2 separate regions of the Mus musculus genome follow, and region 1 is linked to region 2. Evidence: chromatin loops called from intact Hi-C (ENCODE). Cell type or tissue: left cerebral cortex. All regions are shown on one strand. Each heading gives the region's core, and the rest is flanking DNA. Links, peaks and the distances in the headings are about the cores only. Region 1 has its middle 320 kb from the start of Gm46645. Region 2 has its middle 290 kb from the start of Tle4.

Region 1 (2,921 bases), core at 303-2,802, 130 kb after region 2:
AATCTAGAATTTCATGAGTTTTACAATAATTATTCTTTCCTGACTTCCATGGGAAAAGCTGGACTGTAGGCATTGGGAGAACAAGAACTCTATACATACAGTAGTACTTTCCTGTCTCAGAGTCATTCTAGAGATGCAAAATGTGTCTCATCAAAGAAGCCATGCCCAGTGGATCATTAATCTTCTCCACCAAACTAGAGATGAGTTCCTGAACAAACTCAGGCACATATTAAAAAGAATCACATGCAATATCAAAGTCCTTTAATCTTTAATCACATATAGAAAGATAATTATATCAGTGAGTTTTAGCTAATGATGAGACATTACTAAAAATTGTTTTCAGGCACAAATTCAAAGGCACAATGTGTATTTGAGTCTAAAATTTATGTGGAGAAGGAGGAGTCAGCCCAATCAGGTTTAGCCCTAGTTGGAGCTGCCATTTATTCTTCACACATCCAAATCATAGGACCCCCTGGAAATATTGGCTAGTGTCTCTCTTAGCTTCCTTTTCTCTAACCTTACAGAAGCAGACACCGAGGGATAAAAGCCCACCAGAGCCTTCTCCAAAAGCTATGACAATGTATGTTCTGCCTGTTGCCTTCAAAAGAAACTTCCTCATTTATCTTCATATTATACTAATGGGAAATATAACACTCACTGCCCTGGGAAGAACAAACTGTTTGGAATTGGCCACTAAAATGTAACTTAATATAAAATGATAGTGGTTCTATATTTTAATGGTCCTCAAGTAGCTAACAACCTGGGACTCTGTCTTTTAGCAATGGCAAGCTATTATATCTGTCATCTTACTCATCTATAAGCCTGAGGCATTGGAGTTAATTCACATGCAAAGAAGGGGAAAAGTTGGGTGAGTTATGTTTCGTAGGCTGAATGTGTAGTCTCATCAGTGATAAAGTCCACCATTAGCTCTCATGGGTGATTTGCAACTCCAGATCTTAAAATGAACTGATATGTGAGCACCTGCCATTCATTTATTAACCTTTCCGTGGGCTGTTTATGTTGCCATCCTTAAATGGATATTCCCTCAACCAGCACTTCTGAAGAAGGCCCTTCATCCCTCGTCTTTCATGGAATTAATTCTTGGCTAATGCAAAAAGGGCCTCTTTCACATCATTCTTTATTTGCCTAGCAATTGCTACCATTATTAATCATTGGAAGTGAGTTGTAAAGTTTCCAAATTTAATAAATGAGAGTGAGTAAATAAATTAATTGAAGCTATGTGGAGAGACAATTAAGCCCAACTTGAAATTTTGACACATCGGGTTCTTTTTTTTTTTTTAATGATCATCTCAATATTCATCTAATCACACTAATTTTTTTCTGAACTATTTTGAATATTCTGATAAAAAAATGGGAAAGAACTACTTTATCTGTCACAGATGACAGGCACTGTATGGCTTGCCCTTCAGGGCCTTTTTGAAATTCTTCCTAGGCTGAGAAATCAGCCAATTTCCCAGGTTAGCTTAGATCCAGAAGCTAAGTATATAACAGCCACTGTGTCACTTTGTGGTTGCCCCTGGAATTTTTCTCTGCCTTTCCATTTCTCCTCTATTGTATGTACTTGAAGTACACCAGAGGATCACACACTACTTACACTAAATCATACCACCAAGAAGACTAATGTCTTCTAAATCATAACTCCTCAGAGCTCAAGCCAGTCCCTCACTTGAAGTGATTTCTTCTTTCAGGTGGCTTTATAAAGCTCCCCTGGAAGGGAGATGTTCCCAGCATCAGATATAATGCTAACAGTTCAACTGTGTCCATGGATGTGGATGTGTGTTTATGTGTATCTTGAATGTATATGTATGCTTGTTTGTGTCTATGGGTATATATGTGTGTGTGTGTTTGTGAGTGTCTTAGATATGTCTTGCATTTGTATTTGGTGGGGTAGATAAAAAAAATAACATGGTTAGTGCTTTCCCTGACTTACAAAGTGAAAGTTTGAGTCTGTCAAGGAAGATATGCCAGATGCCAAGATGGAAGTAGAAGATCAGTAGATTTGTGGGGACAGGGTTAAGAGAAGATGAGAATAGAGGGGTTAAGATGTCTGAGAGAGACTTCAATGACTATGACACAGGTCTTATACTTACAAGCCCAACCTTTAAACAGGGAATGGAAGATGTCAGCGTGAGGAGGACCATGCTCTTAGATGCTCTTAGTTTAGCTAGTTTACCAAGCAAGTGCCCAAGTCCCAGTTTCAGTTTCAGTGGACTACATTCTCCTTCCTACTCATGCATAACTGTTTGCTGGGTACTGCCCGAATGAAGAGTGGTGTTGATAGGATGAAGTGGTAAATTCTGATTGGACTTCACAATTGCACGGCAACTAAAAGCAATTTAGAAAGTTAGAATTTTTTTACTCCTCAAAATTATAATATTGGATATAAGTGCTTACTGTAATTATTATTTGTTTCAGTTGCATAGCAATTTGTTTAGTTTCTATGTTACTATATACAAATAATTTTAAAGGCTTTAAAAGTAAGTTAAGTACATCATGTCATTATCCCCTTCTCTTTCTCCTCCTGTCCTCCTCCTCCTTTTGCTTTCAAGAGAATTGTAAAACCCAAGGACAACTGTTTCAACAGGTTTTTGCTTCTACATATCGATGGGAACGAAAAATGTCATACCATTAAGAATGACTACTCTGGAGTCTCAATCCTTCTGACAAAGGTAGCCTTTGAGTGTTAAGTTGTTACTTCAAAACTGGGTTGTGTAGGAGTAATTGGAAGCCTGTCCATTGTCAAAAAGCCAAGTGTATGAATTACCAAGTGTCTCTTCTGCCTAGTCTCATATCTATACTACCTAGGTAGGCACATCTCTTTGAGGGTTCATGCCCTGGGAAATCAGTTTTCAAGTTAGAGCATGTTTAAAAAGCAAGGGTCAGGGAGGCATGTTAAAAAA
Region 2 (2,921 bases), core at 93-2,592:
TTAGAAGAAACTACATCTGCTAACTTCCTATCGCATGTCAGGTATGGGGAATATACCAGGAAGAGTGTAAGAGCATTTTTCTTTCGTAGTTTCCTTCTGAAGGTCTATATAATGTCCTGATTAACTGCTTATCCATGTAGCTACCTTGCAGAAGGCAGAAGGCAGCTTACAAAATGCAAACATGAAGTAAGAAACACATACTGAGCATCAGTTGAGAGGTGGAGGCATGGACACAAAGGCATCCTTGTCTCTCTGTAAGATCTTCTTCCTACCCAACACTGACTGGAAGCCCATAACAAAGGCAGGCCACCCCTTGGTGACTGTATCGATTTCCTTTCTGGCTCACAGGCTATTTCTGCGGTTACACATACCCACAGCATAGCCAAGGCGCTTCTCTATTCCATGCTATTAGGGAGGAGAGAAGGCTGTACCTACCCCAGACTGGTCCCGTCATCCTCTGTCCCATCTTTTGTGTCTGGAGTTCATACTGCCTTTTGTCATTTCTGCCAGTGGAATTTTCAAAAGCAAGAATCCAACTTCCTTTGGCCACTCAGAGAGTGTACAGTATATTTGATGTCTGGGACATCAAACAAATGCTTGTGCTCACAGTGCAGAAATAATCCCAGACAAAAGACAACTGTGGCTATGCAGAGAATACCAAAGAGACAGGGTCAGGAAATTACCAGGCAAGCCAAAGAAGAGGCTGTTCCACAAACTCAGTTCACCAGTGAGAACAGAGGGGAGCTTGCTGCCTACACGCTCAGCTGATAACACCAGGAAAGGCTCGTCAGGCCTGAGTTGGATCCTTCTTCCAGACCCAACTTGGAATAGTCGGGGGAAACCTGCGCGTGGCTAATTAATAGTGAACTCAGCACGTGCACCCCCAAGGAAAAGACTGGTCCGAAAAGACTATGACTAGACCAGCCAAGGCTCTGATGTGAGTCTACGAGGAGAGTCTCCCCTCCCCTTCTTGTGCTGTGGCTTCCCCAGAGGCCAGGGAGCCGACGGGAAGCTGGGGTATTTCAGCACTCTGCTCTCTCTTTCTCACTTGCTCTGATGGTCCACCCCTTTCCATCCCCCTCCTCGAGGCCTAAGAATTAAGGGGTGAATTAATTGGAAAGGTGGGGGGAGGGAAAGTCAGGACCTGGGAACTGCAAATCAAAGGAGCCTGTCTCTCCAGAGGGCTCAGAGGGAACCCTGTTCACAATAGCAGTTCAAGTTCACCTTGTGTGAAGGGAAAGAGGTGTTTTAATGGCACTGTAGGAAGAGGGGAGGAGAGGGAAAGAGGGATAGAAAATCAAAAGAGAGAGAGGGAGAGAGGAGAGAGGCGCAAATCCAAATGTCGATGTGTAGACACAGTGAGGAGAGCCTGCTGGCTGACAGGGTGATTTATTGGATTCTTCCACTTAATCACTGCCGGCCTGTGGCCAAACGGATCTCCAGCAAAGCTGAAAGGCAGCCGAGGGAAACAGGCTCATAAGCATAAAGCCGCATAATGGTGTTCAATGAAGTGTGAGACTTTTAGTTCAGTCTCGCTGAGCCGGCCGCACCGCCGGAATGTCAAAGAGGGATTGTGGGTGGAAAAATTATGGATTTAAACTGCTAGCTGTAAATGAGGTCAATATGTCTGGTTCATAAACAGTCCGAGCCTATTCCAAGAATGCAGTGAGGGGGAAAATTAGCGTGAAGCCAACACTGTAGACAAACCTCATTGAGATATAATTGCAGCTATAAATACAAGCGAAAAGCTTACCGAGTGCAATAAAATACAGACACGCTTTTTTATTTCCGTCTTCTTCCTTCTTTGAATCCATGCATTTGTTAAGGCTGCGCATCTCTAATGCGCCTTTCATCTCCCCCTCCCTCTCCTAGTGACACCCAGTGTTGCAATTAATTGAGTGTTCTTGATTTCTCATTCCATTTTATTCAGGCGAGATTGGAAAAAATCAAAGAGCACATCTAAAGCATTTTCTCCCCCTTTGCCTCTCTATTTGAATCAGGTTGAAATGTGCGTGTGAGGGAGAGGAAAAAAAAAAAAAAAAAGCCGTGCTTATTTTTTTTCATGAAGAAGAAAGATCCAAGGAAAAAGGCTTTTTAAAGTAATACATCTGTGAGGTCATTTGAATCTCAGTTTAATGAAGGGAATCAAAGACATCTATAGAGTCTTATGATGGGGATTCCTGCGGGGGGGGGGGGGCACCTTATCTGGCCTCGTGAGACAGTGACTCAAAATTAATATATATTTTTTCACGTTCTCTTTTTTCTTTTCAAACTCCAGAGAATCTCATTACTTTGTTTTGCACTTGAGCTCAGGGGACAGAGGACAGACATTAGCAAACTTACTTTGCCCGGTTTAAAAGCCGATACAGTAATAAATTGAAGTCTAATAGCTCTGGTCAGGCTGTCTTTCCCCTAAACCAATTGATTTAAATGGCAGTAATTTGGCCAGCGAGGCTAGTCCTGTTTAAATTAAACCCATTAATATAATAGCTCAAGTCCTGAATGAAATCCATCTGCAGGGAAGGCTCCACCGGTCAGTAGTTTCATAACTGTGAGGGGATGTCCTGAAACGCCCACAGTCGAGCAAGCAGGAATTACAGATTACAGGCGAGACCCTGGTGTGTGTGTGTGTGTGTGTGTGTGTGTGTGTGTGTTGCGGGGGGGGGGGGGGAGGGGAGAGATAGAGAGAACACACACATTCAAGTGAGAAACTGCCCTGATGATTCCATGGGAAATGACCTTGGTCATTAACAATGAGAGGTTAATTGTGTTAATAGCAGCAAGCAGAGTTCCTGTGGGGAAAGCCTGAAGCTTCTATCTCCCTCCCATCCCATCTCACAAAGGAGATGCTTTTCCTTTTTAACTGTTCTTATTAAGCATCATAGACCACCCAAAAAAGCATGTTTTCCTTTCAGTGTGGA

What was found. A loop is a pair of places that touch in the nucleus more often than their neighbours do. Peaks named below come from ENCODE experiments on the same cell type or tissue, not always from the same donor. Only the 100,000 strongest peaks of a DNase experiment are listed, where the experiment ranks them.
Region 1: a loop joins it to region 2, with 2.1 times the contacts of the local background. A loop is called at or near these places in 1 of 42 quality-filtered maps.

The regions. Positions count from the first base shown.
Region 1 is chr19:15,023,398-15,026,318 of GRCm38, forward strand. No RefSeq gene overlaps it. Among named protein-coding and RNA genes, the nearest start is that of Gm46645, 320 kb to the right of the region's middle. In left cerebral cortex, for the core only: no CTCF peak of the experiment used is centred there; no DNase peak of the experiment used is centred there.
Region 2 is chr19:14,889,410-14,892,330 of GRCm38, forward strand. No RefSeq gene overlaps it. Among named protein-coding and RNA genes, the nearest start is that of Tle4, 290 kb to the left of the region's middle. In left cerebral cortex, for the core only: no CTCF peak of the experiment used is centred there; DNase peaks (open chromatin) are centred at 1,144 and 1,509; H3K4me3 peaks cover 796 bases; H3K27ac peaks cover 282 bases.